Linked DNA regions of Homo sapiens: all the other regions are linked to region 2. Evidence: chromatin contacts called from ENCODE Hi-C or POLR2A ChIA-PET data. All regions are on one chromosome and are shown on one strand. Each heading gives the region's core, a stretch centred on a gene start or an enhancer-like site at or near the end of the contact. The rest is flanking DNA. Distances are from core to core; before and after follow the strand shown. Region 1 holds the start of KMT2E-AS1 (KMT2E antisense RNA 1). Region 2 holds the start of PNPLA8 (patatin like domain 8, phospholipase A2). Region 3 holds the start of IFRD1 (interferon related developmental regulator 1).

Region 1 (2,913 bases), core at 67-2,566, 3.5 Mb before region 2:
CAGCGCCATCTTGCCCTGACGCAGTTACAAAAGTCACGGGAGAAATCCTGTCTCCTCCTCCGCGCCAGCGCCCCAAAGTTTTGCAGAGGCCGAGCCGGGGCCCTCACCTCGCGCAGGGACAGTAGAAAATGGTCAGGGAAGAGCCTTGCGATTCCCTTCGCCACTGCTTGGGTTCCATATCGGCCGCGGCAGCAACGATCACCATCGTCACTTCTCCCTCTCTACCTTTGCAACAGCCTCCCCCTACGGCTTTGGCCCCACCCGCTGCTGCAGGATGAGGTCATCGCCAGCCAACCACGACGCGCCCGACAGGACACATCAGGCGCTGATTGGCTGCCGAGACCGCCTCTGCCTCTCCCCACTCCGCTTCCCCCAGCGCTCTGGGTCGCTGCGGGGCAAGGGGAAGACGGAAACCATTTCGGGGAAAGACCCCCAAAACAAGAGCCGGAATCGCCGTGTCATTTTAGTGGGGAAACCCTTCTTTTATTCTTTGGTCTCCCCCTTTTTTCTTCGAGATCACTGTCTGTCCCTCCCTCGTTTAATCACCGCCATATAAAGGAATTCCCACTCCCCTCCCCGCACATTGTCCCACCGGTGGGGAAATCCTTCCCCGAGGCCAAGAGAAGTATAGGAGGCAGCGACGGCAACTGCACCGACGGCAACGGCAGCTTTTTACCCCGAAGCACGGTGGCAGGGAGGCGGCGTTGACGGTGGCTGCATTTTTCCGGCTGCTTCTCCCCCCGACCTCTTCCGTTTCTTGCTCCTCCATCGAGACAGCACTAGACTCGCCAGCTCCGCTTTTATCCGGTGCCCGGAGCCTGCGCACTGGAGCCTCCTCAGCCCCTAGTGGGCGTCGAGTGACACCCCAACCGGGTTCACCCAGCGCTGGAGGCCAGACTGGGCTGGGGGAGGAGGGGGAGAGGAACGGGGAGACGGGACTGGGGTTGTTTGGGAGGGGGAGAAGGTGTATCGCTTTCGGAGGGTGACGGGAGGGAGTTCGTTCCCAAGCCCTGCTGTCCTTGTTCGTGCACCCAATACTGGCATGCCCAAGCTCACCTATATCCAGACTTGAGGGCCACTGGGGGAAAGGGGGAAAGAACCAGTCCCACCGAATACCGACACTTCCTCAAACCTTCGGTGGATTGTTGAATGCATCTGTTGTCAGAAAGACAGAGATTCCGTCCCCCTCACCGCCTCCAGTTTGCTATCTTCGAGCCTCCGCGGAGAGGCAACGGCGGGCGGCAGCCCACAAGCAAAATGGCGCCGGGCAGCTTCATCCCCTCCCCCTCTGCCCCTGCGGAGCGGGACGGGCGTACCCCGTGCACTTGCCGCCGCCGCCGCCGCCGCCGCGGCCGCCGCCGCCGCCGCCGCCATTTTCCCAGAGCGAGAGGCAGTGACACTGAGCGGGCGCAGGGGGCCGAGTCGGAGACCGTGCCGGAGTTCGGGAGCGGCAACAGAGTGGGCATAGACACTCCGAGCAGCCTCGCCGTCGTCTCTGCGTTCCTGTTGACTGCCTGGCTGCCCCCTCCCCTACTCCTCGGTTCCTGGTGAAGAGGCTGCGCGCTGCTGTTTGGGGAGGGGGTGTGTGGAGCCGGGTCCTGTGTCCGCAGTGGCTGCTGTCGGGGGGTCGCCTGTTCGCGGAGGTGCGGAGAGACTCCTTGGGGGTCGAGCACATAACGGGGTTCGGGTGTCTCGTGTGTGAACATCACAGGTTAGTGCCTGTCGTCTCCATGGGAGTTCCTGGGGCTTGCGGGGTTGGGGTACTTGTGTTTCAAGGGGGAGGGAGGTCTCTCATCTTTATCCTTAAGCTGGGGGAGCCGACGTTGACTCTCAGGTGTCTTTGCCGGCGCAAGACGTTGCTTGCTTAAATCGAATTTATTCTTTCTTCTCCCTGACCCTAGAAATGGAGCATTATGGCGGGTTTTAGGGTTGGGAAAGGGGTAACTGGCAGTTAAACCCCCTTGAGAGTGGGGGAGTTAGGGAGGGGGCGCACTCCTCATTGGCAGCGGGTTAAGGCCGCTTGAGTGAAGACGGAGGCTTGTGACTGTTAGTAGGGTTTGTGTCGAAGTGGTCCCAGGAGCTGCCAGCGCTCCCTTTTCTCAACCGCGTCTTGTTCAGGTGCTGAAAAGCCATATAGGCCCCATTTTCTTCTTCCATTTCTTGACGGGCAGTCTCTGGTATAATGTGCACATGAATACGAAGGGGGTAAGAAGAACGCCCTGGGCATCTCTCTTTGTGGGAGAGCGAGACAGCTAGCTCCTCATCCTCTCCTGGAGAGGGTAAACCCGCCCCTGAAGTGGTCACCCCAGTACCCAGCCTTCTCAGTCTCCTCCCCCACTCCTTTTGCATTACCGCCGTCCTTTACTGTGCCGGAGCCTTAGGATCTACAATATGGCTCATTTCAGAAAAGCTTATTTTGACCAAGGGATTGGCACAAATTCTATGGCAGCAGACACAGATGAGAAACAAACGGTTCACTGTGCTAAACGGGGTGGGGGTGAGAAAAAAACAATCCAGAGTGCTCTCTTCTACTGGCCTTAGTTCCGTATAGATCCGTCCTTGCTGGGCTCTGTCTTAAGAACGATACAATTTAAAGTCAAAGAGGAATCGCTAGAGTTAGCTCTAGAGTAAACCTCGTTTTGCCTATTTTGTTCCCTTTTTAGAGATGTGAATAAGGTAAGGTGTTTGGAGTTCTGGAGACCTTGGAGAGAATTAAGTGAGGTGCATTCAACTCGAGGCTGGAGACATGAATACCTATTTGGAAAATAGTCTGTTTTTTTCCTTCAATTTCTGAGATGGGGAGTAAAAACTGAAATTTCCCTCTTTTGTCCTTTACAGATTCTAAAAATGGCGGCCCCAGGCTGATGTTGTGGTAATCTAATCAGCTCGGGTCCTCCACACCCCATGCAGTGC
Region 2 (3,031 bases), core at 125-2,624:
CGCACCAAGGCACTCCAGCCTGGGCGACAGAGAGAGACTCCCAACAACAACAAAAAATGGCAGGACAGGAAGGTGTCTATGGCTCAGCATTCTAACTCTGACCTTTTTACAAATATATATTCCATGAGTGAAGCAATATGCAGCTTCAGCACAACCCCTCTAACTGGGGTAAAAAAAAACAACTCAAAGTACAGGCTGTTCTTGTAACAACTTTGCATGTGAAACAAGTGAATAGCTAAACTAGTGAAACTGGCCCTTTCATTCAACATCACTCATTAAAAGGGCGTTTACAAGATTTTAATTTAGTCCTGATATAGAAATAAAAAAAGAGATCAACATTAAGAAAAAGTTGATTATAATTACGAAATAAAAACATGTTCTTATATTGAAAGGACAACTAATTTGCATAAGCAATTTAACAAAATAGCTAAAATGGGCTTGATACAACTGCCTCACAAGGCATAAGCTCTTAATGTTTCACTGTTTAACAGCATTTTCTTAATACACTGAAACATTTGTCATTTTTGAACTCTCAGAAATTAGGACTGCAGAACCAGGATACAACTGTTTTGGAATTGAAAACAGTATTTTAAGCAGGATTATATGATAGTCCCTTATGTCACAACTCTCCTGAGTTTTTCCTATGAGTCACCATTTTAAAGTTATCATTGTATTAGGCGTGGAAAGCAGGTTCCTTCCAGCACAATGATAGAAATGACACAGGGATAGGAAGCACTGCAACACAGTGATTCATACACCTTATCCACTTAAGCAACAGCGGTCAAGGATAGAATCAAATGTGGATGGGGTCAGAAAGAGATTACTGACAAAAAATATCAGGCAGTAGAATCACCAGGTGCACACTGACAGTCGAGAATGATGTAGACTAGGGAAACCCTCCTGAGAGTGACCAGTTAACTACTGGAGAACACTACAGTCCAGGGGAAGGCAGACAGACTCTGGAAAATTGAGGAGGGAGTCGTGGGGATGGGACAGGGGGAGCAGGGCGGGACCTGCGAAACCAAATACGGTTTGCGCTTCTGGGGCAGCAAAGCCCACGGGGGCGGAGGGCGCCGAGTACCAATGAGCTCCAGGACCTGCGGGCTCCTTCCAGCGCCAGCTCCTCCCCAAAGCCTGGCGTGTCCCCACCCTCTCGCTCGGGAAGTGCCCTCCAAAGAAAGAAAGGACGACCCGGAGCGCCGGACAAGGGTCCAGAACGATCAACCAGCCTCCTATCGTCCCGCCCCTGTCCCCTCGCGGCTACTTACCGGGATGCAGGCCGCAGTCACTAGGGCTGCAGCGGCGACTCGCTCGTTCCCGGCAATGACGTCCACTCCAACCGGCCTGCATCAGCTGAGCTTCCAACACAAACACTGGCGCAGCAGCTAGGTCGCCACCCACTCAGCCCCGCCCCGCTCCGCCCCCAGCGGAAGTGACGCGCTAGAAGTTTGGGTCTACCCGCGGGCCGGGGTGAGGATTTTCCGCCTCGCTCAGGCCTCTGCCTCCTTGTCAATCTCCGTTCCTCCCCCGCCCCGAGATATGCGCAATAGAGCATGACGGAGCGCAAGGCGGGAAGCCGCGACAGACGTGTGTGCGTGCGTGCGTGCGTGCGTGATGCGCGAGGCGTGGCTTGCTGGTGGGGCGTGCTGTGCCTTGGTTGGTTGCCGGGTGTGAGAGCGGTGGGACTTCGTTTTGCCTTCCTGGGCGGGACCTCGGAGCAGTGTCCTGGTTTGCTTGTTTGCGGGCCGCTATTCCCTTTCAGCAGAGATAAGCCTCCCTCTCCGCGTCCCTGAAGCCCCTGCCTGCGCTGAGTTCCTTGGAGCTGGGGGCTGCGATACCAGTCTCTTGGAGGGTGGTGCCCGGCGCGGCCGCGCCCCTTTCTCTATATCCATTCCTGGGCATGGCCACCCAGACTAAATGTCACTCAAAAGCGAGTTGACATATATTACTGTATTGGAAGTTAGCATAAACCGCCCCACAAATGGTCCCACACGTAACACATCTTTTTAAAATTGTGGCATTTCATACGTACCACAGGGGCAAACTACAGCCCTCAGGGCAAATCCAGCCCACCGCAGGTTCTGCTGTACTAGGAGCTAAAAATGGGTTTCACATTTTTCAAAGGTTAAAAAAAAAGTTTTGCGACAGATGACAATTATATGACATTCATATTTGTGTCTGCTTTTTAAAGTTTCATTAGAACATAGCTTTGCATTCCTATACATGCTGTTAATTAAAGCTTTTATACTACAATAGCGAATTTGGGTAGTTGCAATAGCCCCTTACCCTCTTGAAGTGACCTTGCAATTACGTTGAGGTCGGGAAAACAGATCAGTTTCAACTAGTTATCAACCTCAAAATGTTATCAAGACTTATACTGTACTCTCAAGGCTTACCCACTACCCATGGGTATGTATGCTTTAGCCCCCTGTAAGGTTATTGTAAAGTCCTTAAGGAAGGGGATTCTTTGACCTGTCAAATGTAGTGGATGTTACCCTGATAGTTGTGTTGTTTTGATTTTTTTAAATCAAGGAGGGAAAGCCAGCTTGCTATGTTCTTGGGACACAGTGTCTGGATTATGTACATCATAATGCCTGGTAAACCCCAGCAGTGGATAAGCCAGACATGTTATTTAGCTACAGGAGAGTTAAAAGATGTATGCACCAATTAAGCCTTACAGGCGTGTGGAAGGAGCTTTAGTTTTTGAGACAGATTCCTCCTTGTTGCTAAAGAAAAATTATTCTGACACTTGTTAAAATGTCAAGGAAGACATTTAGAACTATTGCAATAGGTGCCATGACTATCACCATGGGGGAGAGAGATTGGCCTCAAGTTTTAATACAACAAAAACAGCTAGGATTTATAACCAGCAAGCAGACTGAGGGGTCAGTTCATGGAAAATTACTAAGAAGTGATATCAAGGGTCGGGGATATTCTTGTTAAAGTGACTTACAAGATTCTTGCTGAAGACAGGCGGAGATGATCAATTATCAAGGCTAGGAGATACTCTCTAAACTGACTTTGCAAGATT
Region 3 (3,091 bases), core at 101-2,600, 3.9 Mb after region 2:
CACAAATAAATCTGGCAGCATTACTGTGCATGAAACATGGATGAAAAGACTGGGAGATCGCTTAAAATGCCCAGGCATGAACTGAGGTCACATGTGATCACAGAATAGGACAGGAATTTAAGAGTGCTATTTTAAAACTAATTGCTTTGCGGGTGGGGAGGGGGTGGTGCATCAAAGGGAAAAAAGACTATGAATTTGAGTTTTGGAATTTAACATATGGGAGGATAATAAATAGTACAGTGAACAAAGGGAAGACAGGAAGAAGGAAATATAGTATTCGTTTCAGAGATGTTGGGTTGAGGCACAAGTGGAACATTCTGGTGGAAATTTGCTACAGGCAATTGAAAATAGAATAGAGCTCAGCTGAGAGGTGGAGTGGCGGATGACTCACCTACATTGAGGTGAGTCAGGGACTTTGATCTGTCATAAGCATAGTATATGAACCTAATAACAGGCTCTAAATACTAGACAAATGTCCTAACAAGGAAGACAGAGATCTAGGAGTGCCTTGAGAAAAAAGGCAGCACTGCGATTATTGATCTGTATAACTTGTGTTTGTTTTACCAGCTGTGAAATTCTCAGAACTGGCAGGTAGTATTGTCAAGGGACACATTCTTGTATAGAAACCCACAACGCTGAATCGTCATATATTCCTAGTCTAGAATCTGAGATATACACGAACTCCACAACTAAGTAGACGAAAGCATCCCTTTTTTTGGGGGGGGGGGGGGATGGGGGGCACATAACCCTGAACCACGGTCCAATTACAGGTACAGTACTGATGATGGCTTAAGTAGTTCATGGAACTAGTTAAAACTAAAACCATGGAAATGTTACCCAGGAGAGGTAAGGCTGCGTGCCTGGCAGGTGCCGCAGGGAAGTAGGGGAAAGGTTAAGGAGAACACCAGCCTCCGGAGAAAGAGAAGCAAAGGTGATTGCATAGCTGCCAGCTGGAAGCCGACTCTCGTCATAGGGCATACTCGCCCCACTGTGCATCGCCGGTGCCTACCTCACCCAGTTCCAAGGCGGGGGCGCGCCGAGGCAGGGGTGGGGTCACCAGGAGAAAAGCAAGTGGGCAGAAAAGCCCGTTGGGAAGAGACGGCTGGGAGGAGGCCCCGGCCCCAGCCTTACTACGTTTCCCAGAATTCAGTGAGGCCACGAAGACAGGCTCCCTGGGCGCGGACGGAAGACTGGCCGCATGGGATTTGTAGGTAGGATCCGCGCCCCGCCCGACGGAGGCGTCCAGTGGGGAGGTGTGCAGGGATTGGTTGGGAAGCGCTCAAGCCCCGCCCACAGAGTGACGTCAGGTGGCGGTATTGCTACTTAAGGCGTCGTGGCCTCCCCTGCCCCGCCTTAGCTCCCGCGCTAGAGAGAAACATGTATCGTTTTCGATCACAGCTCTTCACGGGGATTTCTGCTGCCGCCACCGCCCACTCTTACCCCCGCCGCTTCTCGACTCTGTTGTTAGCCGAAGACTCGCCTCTCAGCCGCCCGCCGCACAGACGCACGAGTAAAAAGTGCAGCTCCATCGGCTGATCCTCGCTAAGCTCCGACTCTGGGCGGCACCGGGCGTCCCACGATGCCGAAGAACAAGAAGCGGAACACTCCCCACCGCGGTAGCAGTGCTGGCGGCGGCGGGTCAGGAGCAGCCGCAGCGACGGCGGCGACAGCAGGTAAGGGGTATCCCCGCCGCCGGCATCCCAGTTGCCGGCCAGGCTGGCGAGTCTTCCATGCTTCGGCACGGTGGGAGTTGTAGTTCTTTCTCTGATGTACACATTTGCATTTCCAGGGTGCGTGGTTTGGCTACTGAACTACAATTCCCAGCGTGCCCTGGGCGCTGCTCCTCGCGCGATTTAGATCTGGCGTGCGAACCGGACTCTTGGGCACCGGCCGTGGGGGCAGGGAGGAACGGGTCCTTGGGCCTGAGAGTGTGTCGGGACAGGGGCTGACCGGGAGCTGGGCGGGAAAGGAACCATTGTCAGAGTTCCTTTCTCGGCGGCGATCTCGCCCGATCTCTCCCCGACCACGGGTGGGGAAGAACGGGGAGTTGAGCCCGTGCCGTCACTGGCCGCCTTTGACACCCTGGCTCCAACATGGAGCTCCTGGGATGCCAGACGTCCGGCGGGTTTGGACGGGCTCTTGCGTCACGCGGCCTGGGCCTTGCGCGGTGGGCCCGGGGTGACGCAGAGGCGCTGGGGAAGCTTTCCGTCTCGCAGGTCCACCTGGCCAGGCGAAGGCGTCGGAGGCGGGGGGACCACTTTCTCCCCCCTAGGCTGTGCTCCTTCCCCTAACTGGCACCTGCAGAAGCCCTGAACCTCTAGCACCTCTGCGACCACCCGAGGCGACCTCCTGCTCACGGGGGGAAGAAACGCGTTCTCCTTTGTGCTGCATTCTATATGTTCTCTGCAGTGAGCCCCAGAGAGGCAGGGTGGTGAGGAGCTTAGGTTGCAGTTGGCTAAAAGTTGAGGTTATTGTGCCCTCGCTACGAAGTTGAAACTTTTCCTGGGTGGGATGAGTAGGTGCTTAACTGAACTTATGGTTTTCTACTTATTATATGGTTAAGAAAAAGGATTCCAATTGGAATTGGAAGGCCCTTCTAGGAGAGACCCCAATAAACTCAAATCGAGTATTAAATAACCTGGGTAATATTTTATTTAGAAATTTAAACAGGAGTTAAATATTGGAGTATTCTCCGACGTTATCACACTGGAACTATTAGCCATCAGGTATTTTTGGACACAGTTGCCCCTCTGCCACGGCTGCCACTCAGAATGATATGCCTTTGTTCACAAGAAAAGTAAATATGGGGTTATGTTGTTAAAGGTTATTGGAAACTGGCATTTAAAAAAGCTCAAAAACTCGTGATCATGTATTAAACATTTAATAATTGACCATAGGGAGGGATTCTTAAAACAGCAATTTTTTACATTTTTTAGGTGCCTCTTTATTTTGAATGCTCTCCATGTTGATGAAATTCATTCTTTATCAAGATGTAAAATATGTAATTTATTGTGGCCTCTGGTTGCTCTATGTGAATTGAGGATACTTTTTTTTTTTTTGTTAAGGGAAAGAGGGAGTCTGGCTCTGTCGC

Evidence for each region. Hi-C counts contacts between places; a loop is a spot of excess contacts on that map. ChIA-PET counts read pairs that join two places held with the same protein, here RNA polymerase II (POLR2A). Pooled maps may share reads with other maps.
Region 1: a loop to region 2 is called in a map of naive thymus-derived CD4-positive, alpha-beta T cell, with 12 times the contacts of the local background. The contact joins the promoter of KMT2E-AS1 here to the promoter of PNPLA8 in region 2. A Hi-C loop is called at or near these places in 1 of 168 maps with a recorded cell type or tissue (naive thymus-derived CD4-positive, alpha-beta T cell), 1 of 37 single-sample maps with no recorded cell type and 10 of 50 pooled maps.
Region 3: a map of ascending aorta shows a loop between it and region 2 (7-fold over the local background). The contact joins the promoter of IFRD1 here to the promoter of PNPLA8 in region 2. A Hi-C loop is called at or near these places in 6 of 168 maps with a recorded cell type or tissue (CD4-positive, alpha-beta T cell, CD4-positive, alpha-beta memory T cell, CD8-positive, alpha-beta T cell and 2 more), 9 of 37 single-sample maps with no recorded cell type and 28 of 50 pooled maps. POLR2A ChIA-PET finds 5 or more read pairs at or near these places in 10 of 52 experiments (CD4-positive, alpha-beta T cell, CD4-positive, alpha-beta memory T cell, CD8-positive, alpha-beta T cell and 7 more).

The regions. Positions count from the first base shown.
Region 1 is chr7:105,012,825-105,015,737 of GRCh38, forward strand. It overlaps KMT2E-AS1 (KMT2E antisense RNA 1), which reads right to left and starts at 1,317. Exons shown (of 1, transcript NR_024586.1): 1 at 1-1,317. KMT2E (lysine methyltransferase 2E (inactive)) reads left to right here and starts at 1,381. Exons shown (of 27, transcript NM_182931.3): 1 at 1,381-1,711. RefSeq lists enhancers at 1-300, 390-929, 721-770, 1,091-1,210, 1,471-1,700 and silencers at 921-970, 1,321-1,410.
Region 2 is chr7:108,524,761-108,527,791 of GRCh38, forward strand. PNPLA8 (patatin like domain 8, phospholipase A2) reads right to left here and starts at 1,375. Exons shown (of 11, transcript NM_001256007.3): 1 at 1,269-1,375. It overlaps LOC124901722 (a long non-coding RNA gene), which reads left to right and starts at 1,715. Exons shown (of 2, transcript XR_007060473.1): 1 at 1,715-2,885. RefSeq lists enhancers at 512-1,472, 1,244-1,363, 1,654-1,993.
Region 3 is chr7:112,449,110-112,452,200 of GRCh38, forward strand. It overlaps IFRD1 (interferon related developmental regulator 1), which reads left to right and starts at 1,351. Exons shown (of 12, transcript NM_001550.4): 1 at 1,351-1,673. The coding sequence starts at 1,580. LOC128031837 reads left to right here and starts at 1,378. Exons shown (of 1, transcript NM_001414739.1): 1 at 1,378-1,536. The coding sequence starts at 1,378. The coding sequence ends at 1,536. RefSeq lists enhancers at 441-1,258, 1,259-2,076, 1,376-1,665, 1,906-1,955, 2,076-2,195.